2 separate regions of the Homo sapiens genome follow, and region 1 is linked to region 2. The links are chromatin loops, found by intact Hi-C in ENCODE. Cell type or tissue: PC-3. All regions are shown on one strand. Region 1 overlaps INPP4B (inositol polyphosphate-4-phosphatase type II B). Region 2 overlaps INPP4B (inositol polyphosphate-4-phosphatase type II B).

The links. A loop is a pair of places that touch in the nucleus more often than their neighbours do. Peaks named below come from ENCODE experiments on the same cell type or tissue, not always from the same donor. Only the 100,000 strongest peaks of a DNase experiment are listed, where the experiment ranks them.
Region 1: it touches region 2 in a loop (7-fold over the local background); 2 of 110 quality-filtered maps call a loop at or near these places.

What each region holds. Positions count from the first base shown.
Region 1 is chr4:142,041,590-142,045,589 of GRCh38, reverse strand. All of the region lies in intron 25 of INPP4B (inositol polyphosphate-4-phosphatase type II B), which reads left to right. Among named protein-coding and RNA genes, the nearest start is that of IL15, 410 kb to the right of the region's middle. In PC-3, no CTCF peak of the experiment used is centred here; DNase peaks (open chromatin) are centred at 1,139 and 1,789; H3K27ac peaks cover 1,752 bases.
Region 2 is chr4:142,119,185-142,123,184 of GRCh38, reverse strand. INPP4B (inositol polyphosphate-4-phosphatase type II B) reads left to right here. Exons shown (of 26, transcript NM_001101669.3): 21 at 940-1,057. Among named protein-coding and RNA genes, the nearest start is that of IL15, 480 kb to the right of the region's middle. In PC-3, no CTCF peak of the experiment used is centred here; no DNase peak of the experiment used is centred here.

The sequences.
Region 1 (4,000 bases), 78 kb after region 2:
GTCTCTGTAACTTACAGTGGGACAGTACCAATTTTAAAAAAGAAAAATGCTCAATATTAGAAAAACAAGAGGAAGTAGCCATCTGGAAACTAGATGGACCTCTTTATTAACTCTAAGTAGATACTGAAGTTCTGGAAAGCCACTTGTAAGGCTTTCCCAATGACCATAATCAGAAATAGTATGTTGGATACAAAATCTAGTTCCCGGTAATTAAAAATTTTAGTTATTAGAAATTAAAAGGCCAGTACAAAGGCATTGTGGCATAATCGTTTTGACAGTCACTGGTGTTAATAAAATGTTCCTAATTAGTAGCGTTGTGTTTGTTTGTGTATATGTTCATTGGAAGGCTTTAAACCAAATTACCATGTGAAGAAGGGATCAGTTCAGGAGATGTATACACTGCATTAACATTTATATAGGTATGTACATTCTTGAGATTTTCATAACATTGGGCTTTAAAATTATATGCAAAGATGCTACTTCAAACACACTTAGCAGCACAGGTGTTCTAATATATTTTGACATTAATTGTTAGGTGCTCAGAAATTCAATTTTGGCTGTATTTTCTTACTAAAGGGCTGAGAATATATTGCAAAAATTTCTGATTGTGTCACAAAATGGAAAAGTGAATTTTCTAACTGGGTTACTTTCCTACGTTCCCTGCATCCTGTTCCTAAACACCTTTCTCTTCAGTTTCATGTTCAGATGAATGAGAGAATGCTTTGTGGTTGTGGACTCTGACTAAGGACTTTTTGATAATCAGTGAAACTTATCTATTGTATGGCTAATATCTAACCCTGAAATAACTTTTGTTCTCCTGAGAAACAACGACAAAAAGATGATGAAATATTCCATATTATTCTTGGATCTTCCCTACTTACCCCTTTCTCTGTGCCTCCAAGCATCCTCATTTCATATATCTTAAAACGGTTCCATCAATCCTATTGGCTGGGTGAGGTTCTGTGTGTTTTTTTTTCTTTCACTATCAGTGCTCTGAACACAGTAGTTTCCATAGGATAGAATGCTGCCTTCCATTTCTTCATTCATCAGCTGCTTGTAACCTAATCCCTGTTCCTAAAATTCGACTGAAAGTCACAGGCTACAAATCACAAAATCATGGAATCTGGTGACCTCGTTTCCTTTGTAGCCTCCTTGCTCCAACTGCAGCATTTGACACATACTTACTTACACAGTAAGTCTTTGAATCTGTGACTGTTTTCTATGTCACTCCTTACTATCTGCCTTCTTCTCTAGCCATACAAATGTAAGCATTCCCCCAGTTTTGCCCTCCACCCTTGTCTGTGTGATGTATTCTCTACGTGGATGATTCCATCTAATTAATCTACTTCTTGCATGAAATATAAGGAATAGATCCATGGCATAGATCCTCTCCAAACCTCCCTTTTTATTATCTATATCTAACTAACGTCATACATCAAACTTAGCATGTTTAAATATAATGTATTTTTTCTAAAACCTGAAAATAACTTTTTAAATTTTTTCTTTCTGATCTTCTATCTAAAATCTTAATTGTCTTCTACTTTTAAATTACTTCTGTTTTAGAATCTGTATCTTCCTAGTCTTTCCTCTTCATTCTCCAGTTCAAGCTCTCACTATTTCTTGCCTTTACTATTGTAGTAGCCTACTAATTGGTCTCCATGTCCCTAGTTTATTCAACTCTTGTCCCTCAGTCCTGGCTCAAGCCACCCTACTTATTCATGCTAGGTGCCATCCTACAACACAGCTAATCCCAACACTTTGCTGCTCATAAGTCTTCAGTGTTTGCCCACCCTACATCTAGAGAATGATGTCTGTGTTTGTCATCAACCACAAACATTTACAACATAGCCTCATCTCATTTTACTGAATTTCTTACAGCAAATGTTTATTTTAGAAAATGTATAAAATAGATAAGAAACAGAAAATATCCTAGCATTTAATTTTCCTTTCATTTTTTTTTTGCCTCCTCATCATTATGACCAAAGCTAGCTGTGAATCATTCCCAAATACATCTGCCATTCTTCTTTCCATGGCTTTCCATGTTATTTATACCCCTCTATCTCACCTAATTTCTAATCCTTGAAACCCTATCCGGCCTTCACTATACATCACAACATTCTGTTTCTCTAAGAAAACTTCCCTGGTATTTGAATCTTTGTAGAAGAAATGAATGATGATATATATAAAGCATTTTGAGCTGTACCTTGGAAGTTATTCCTCTCTGGTATATTTTATATTTTGCCTTTTTCATAGTCAGGTAACTGCTGTTGTTTTAAGCCATGTACATGTTATTCCAAAACTAAACCTTAAGATTCTTAAATGTATCTTATTCTCTTTCCTATGATTTGCATCATTTCCAGGAGCTGATAACATAAATTGTAGCATCATGATGTTTGCATGGTAGAGTGGAATTAAAGAGAAAAGTTAGTTAGGAAATAGAAGTGGGAAAAGAATAAAGATGGAGGAAAGAGAGAGACCCTATCCTTTTGGGGAGATGATGAATCCTCTAATACTTCCAAGGACAAAAACTTCAAATTGATTCTTTTGGAAGGTCTGACTTAAAAGAGTGAGTAGAGGTTAGTATTTGAGAATATACAACACTGGTAATGGTGGTGTTTGATGTTGAGCCAGTTCATAGTTCGCTCCATCCATTTCAGATGCAGCAAAAAAGAACAGAAGCAAGATTCTATCACTGGGAAAAGTTGGTAGCATTCAACCCTAATAGAATCGTCTGGGCGCGGTGGCTCATGCCTGTAATCCCAGCACTTTGGGAGGCCGAGGTGGGCGAATCACAAGGTCAGGAGTTTAAGACCAGCTTGACCAACATGGTAAAACCTCATCTCTACTAAAAATATAAAAATTAGCCAGTCATGAGGGCGCGTGCCTGTAATTCCAGCTACTCAGGAGGCTGAGGCAGGAGAATCGCTTGAACCCGGGAGGCGGAGGTTGCAGTGAGCTGAGATCGCATCACTGCACTCCAGCCTGGGCGACGGAGTGAGACTCTGTCTAAAAATAAATAAATAAATAAATACATACATACATACATACATACATACATACATACATACATACACACACACATAAATTGGCAGTGGAAAAGGGGGTTGAAAAACTTGAGAAACAAGTTTAAAAACAAGAGATTGTACAGAAAGAGGCTGTAGATAAACTTCCTCCTTGAGATTCAAGAGCTTCAATCTCTTGGTGATGAGCAGATGAAAAGATTTCCACTTTCCTGCAGTTGGATAAGCACCACTGCTTTTTTGACAAGCTTGGCTCCCTGTGCATAGCTAGGATACAGCTGAATTTTGATTCCATGGAAGCTCTTCGGGAAGTATTTTTACTATGCCACTAGCATTGTGCATTGGTTGCTTTGCTATGTGTCTAAATGGATATATTAGGAGTTAGTGAAACTTAATAGAGGGGCAAGCATGGTAAAAGACAGGAAAACAGCTTCTGACAGTAGGAGAACAAGTGACGGTAGATGACAGGCAGTAGTGGAGATCTTGCTGAATGGTCTGACTTGCTGATGGATGGCTATGGAGTATAGAGAATACAAAAGCATCAAGGAGGACTGAGGTGTTTAATACAGATGTCTGAAAGTGGGTGAGTGTCATTTCCTGTGATAGAAAGAAAGGGAAGAGCTGATCTGAGGTGGCAGCAGAGTAAGCAGGACTTAAATTATGTTTTAGCCTTGTTACCTAACATGTCTGTTAGACAGCTAAGTGGAGATGCAGTACATGTGTCTGTAATGCAGCATCAAATGACATTAAAGTCTGGAACTGTTTGTTTGAACTAAATAAAATATATGTAAAACAAAGGATGCTGTGCTGAATCCTGAGGCATTTCAATATTAGAGAAAAAAGAGCCAGAACTGAGCAATGGCAAGGTACTCACTGTCTATGTAAGAACTGAGATTTGGCACAGGAAGAGAAACAAAAGGGATATTATTATTAGTAGTAGTAGTATTATTTGAGATGGAGTTTTGCTCTTGTTGCCCAGG
Region 2 (4,000 bases):
AGTATTACAAAAATAATATAACTTTCAGTTTTTTGCATTCACCTTGTAACTTACTTTTGCCTCCTATTATGCTTTGAAAATGGAATTATAGATTATTTCAGAGTGGACTCCTGAGCAGCCATCTGGCTTTTTTAATATAAAAGGCTCTGTGCCAACATAGTTGCAATGACTGGATTTTAAAGTCTCAACCCTGTAATGTCTAGAACTGCACTGTTCAATATAGTAGCCTTGTGTGACTTTTGGGTAATTGAAATGTGTCTAGTCCAAATCAATAAGTACTAGATATGCATACCAGATTTCAAAAACTAGTTTTAAAAGATATTTTATATTGATAATTAATAATTTCATATTAATTTACAATTGAAATGGTATTTTGGATATACTGGATTAAGTAAAATATATTATTAAAATTAATTCTACCTTTTTAATTTCACTCTTTTAAAAAATGACTACCAGGAAATTTAAAATTATATATGTGGCTCACATATTTCTGTTAGAGAGTGCTGATCTGGAATCTTAATGATCTCCCTGTCAGGCTTCATTTGTTAATGTATGGAGATGCAAAACTAGCATGAACCTGGGTCAGTGATGATAAATTCAGCTACCTCTGTTATTTCTAGACAACAGATATCAGTCCTGCCAGTAGAAAGAAAGGTGCACAAATCACAAAGGGGTTAAAACACTCTCTCCAGCCTCACAGCAAATGTCCACGTTCTTCCTTCCCTCAAAGGGTAGATTGACTTCTGAAGTCCATTGAAATGGTTCTCATTTCACTAAGAAACACCTTCAGCCTCTGAGGAAAAGTGTCTAGAGTAGGTTCACTGCATTCAGAAACTCATTCAATAAAATGCTAGAACAAATTCCAGCAGGGAGGCATAGTAGCTAGTGACATTTTCCTCAAATGTTTGTTTGTAGCTAAGTGCCTTTTCTATTGTTTAGGCGATGAAATTGGAATGCTAGAGGACATGGCCGTTGGCATTTCCGATTTAAAGAAAGTTGCATTTAAAATAATTGAAGCCAAATCCAATGATGTGTTGCCAGTTATAACAGGAAGACGGTAAGCAGTGCTCACTTCCTGAAGACCAGGCTTTGTTAGACATGTCGTGTTAACTCCTGTCAGAGGAGGCAAGGAGAATTCAGGTTTGATTTGGGAATATTTCTTTTGTTTTTTTTCTTTTCCTTTTTGGTAAGAAATACACATGGATGATATGATAGGGGACAATCTCAAAAAACTCCTGGAAGTCTCATGAATGTTTTAAATTGTAGTGAGTTGAGTATGGCAGTACTCTCCCACAAAATACAAGAAATTCAAAATAATAGCCTGCATGAGAACATTTTTCTCCTTATTACTATCTCATCCAAAGCTCTGGGTGTTTTTACTTTTGCGGGAGTTGTTCAGTTAATAGACTCATAATTCTTGAAATGACTTTAAATTAAATTCAGTTAAAAGCAGCAACATTTTAGAAAAGATATATTTCTGTGTCAGGGGAATATACCACCATTTTTCTTAATTATTTTTGACAATTCACTCTCAGACTATGAGATTTCCGAGAAGGGTTTTCAATAAATAGCTTCGAAGGTCAGTGTATGATAGGCAAAATGTCAGAAATAATTAAGAAAAATGATGGTGTGTAGAACAGACCTCCAATAGAAGAGGTACATCTTATAGTAAGTTGTCTCAATCAGAGGTCCAAACTATTCCGGTGTTAGTGCTTTTAATTGCTGCATGAGGATATTTAAAATTTGAAACATTCTGGGGTCATGTTCAAAACATATGAACATACAAAAGGGAGAGCCTTTTCATGCTAGAGAGAGATGCAAAACACACTGAGTATAAAGTTCAAAGTAAACTTGTTTTCCTGTTGATAGTAAACATATAATAATTATTTTAAATGTTATGAAGGATACCCAGAACCACATAGTTGACTGAAAGGTGACTTTCTTACTCACAAAAAAACCCACATCCTCAGAAACTAAATATTTACCTAGAATTAATGCTTAACTTGCCATTCATTTGGGAGAAAAAGAATAAAATTGCTCATACGCACACCTGAAAAACAGTACAATTCTATATTTCTCTCAAGTTTACTATCAAAAGTGAAACACTAACACTTATATCACAATGTTTAAGGGAAGCTTACCAGGCCATTTAGTGTAGGCAGAGTACAGCATGCTTTTTCTGAGGAAGTTCTTCAAACAGTATTGAAACTCAAAAGTGATCATGCAGGTAGGGGCATGGCTCCTAGAATGATGAAGTGAGCAGCTTAGCACACCCTCTCTCCAAAAGGAATATTACAACTGGAAATAACAATCCAAAACAACCATTTTAGGATAAACAGAATAAATTGGATGCACACCACAAATTCAGAAGTACTTATTTGTGAGAAACTAGTGAACATTGGGCAGCATCAGTAGAAGTCTGTGGCATTTTGCTGAGGGCTGCTCCCATCAACCCTGGCCCTGTGAACACAATTTCCTAGGGCAAGGCCATTAACACCAGCAGCTTCACTAACAGAGGGGGCTGACTTGACTTGGATTGGAGTAGGAAATAGCACAGTCCTGAAAGTTGTCAGAAATGGTGGTTTAGATTAACGAGTCTAACTTATAATCACATCGAAAAGAATAGGTATAAACTTAACAAAGTTAGTCTGAATGTTGTACACAGAAGACACAAAATATTGCTGAGAGAAATTAATAGGATCCACTAAATGGAGAGACAGCCTGTGTTCATGGATTAGAAGACTCAATATTGTTTAGTAATTCTCCATAATTGATCTATAGATTCATTGCAATCGCTATCTAAATCTCCGTAGTCTTTTTGCAGAAATTGGCAAGCCTAACCTAAAATTTATATGTAAATGCAAAGGACCCAGACATTTTGTAAAAGAAGAACAAAGTGGAAAAACTTACACTTTCTGACTTCACAAATTACTACAAAACTATAATAATCAAGACAATGTAGTATTAGCATAAGTATATAATGTAGATTAATAGAACAAAATTTACTGTCCAGAAATAAACTATTATCTTTAAAGTCAATTGATTTTAAACAAAGCTGCCAAGGTAATTCAATGGAGAATGGAGAATCTTTTCAAAAAATGATGCTGGGACAATTGGTTTATCTATATGGAAAGAGAAGAATTTACACATACACAAAAATTAGCTCACAATAGATTATAGATCTAAATGTAAGAGCTAAAACTGTGAAACTTCTAGAAGAAAACTCAGAAGGAAATATTTGTAAGTTGGGTTTAGGTAATGAGTTCTATATATATACATATATATACACACGTATATATACGTATATATGTATATATATATAGAACTCATATATACGTATATATGTATATATATGTGTATGTGTGTGTGTGTGTGTGTGTGTGTGTGTATATATACTTTAAGTTCTAGGCTACATGTGCACAATGTGCAGGTTTGTTACATGTGTATACATCTGCCATGTTGGTGTGCCGCACCCATAAACTCGTCATTTACATTAGGTATATCTCCTAATGCTATCCCTCTCCCTTCCCCCCACCCCACGACAGACTCCAATGTATGATGTACCCCATCCTGTGTCCAAGTGTTCTCATTGTTCAGTTCCCACCTATGAGTGAAAACATGCAGTGTTTGGTTTTCTGTCCTTGCAATAGTTTGCTCTGAATGATGGTTTCCACCTTCATCCATATCCCTACAAAGGACATGAACTCATCTTTTTTTATGGCTGCATAGTATTCCATGGTGTATATGTGACACATTTTCTAAATGCATTCTATCATTGATGGACATTTGGGTTGGTTCCAAGTCTTTGCTATTGTGAATAGTGCCGCAACAAACGTACATGTGCATATGCCTTTATAGCAGCATGTTTTATAATCCTTTGGGTACATACCCAGTAATGGGATGGCTGGGTCAAATGGTATTTCTAGTTCTAGATCCTTGAGGAATCGCCACACTGTCTTCCACAATGGTTGAACTAGTTTACAGTCCCACCAACAGTATA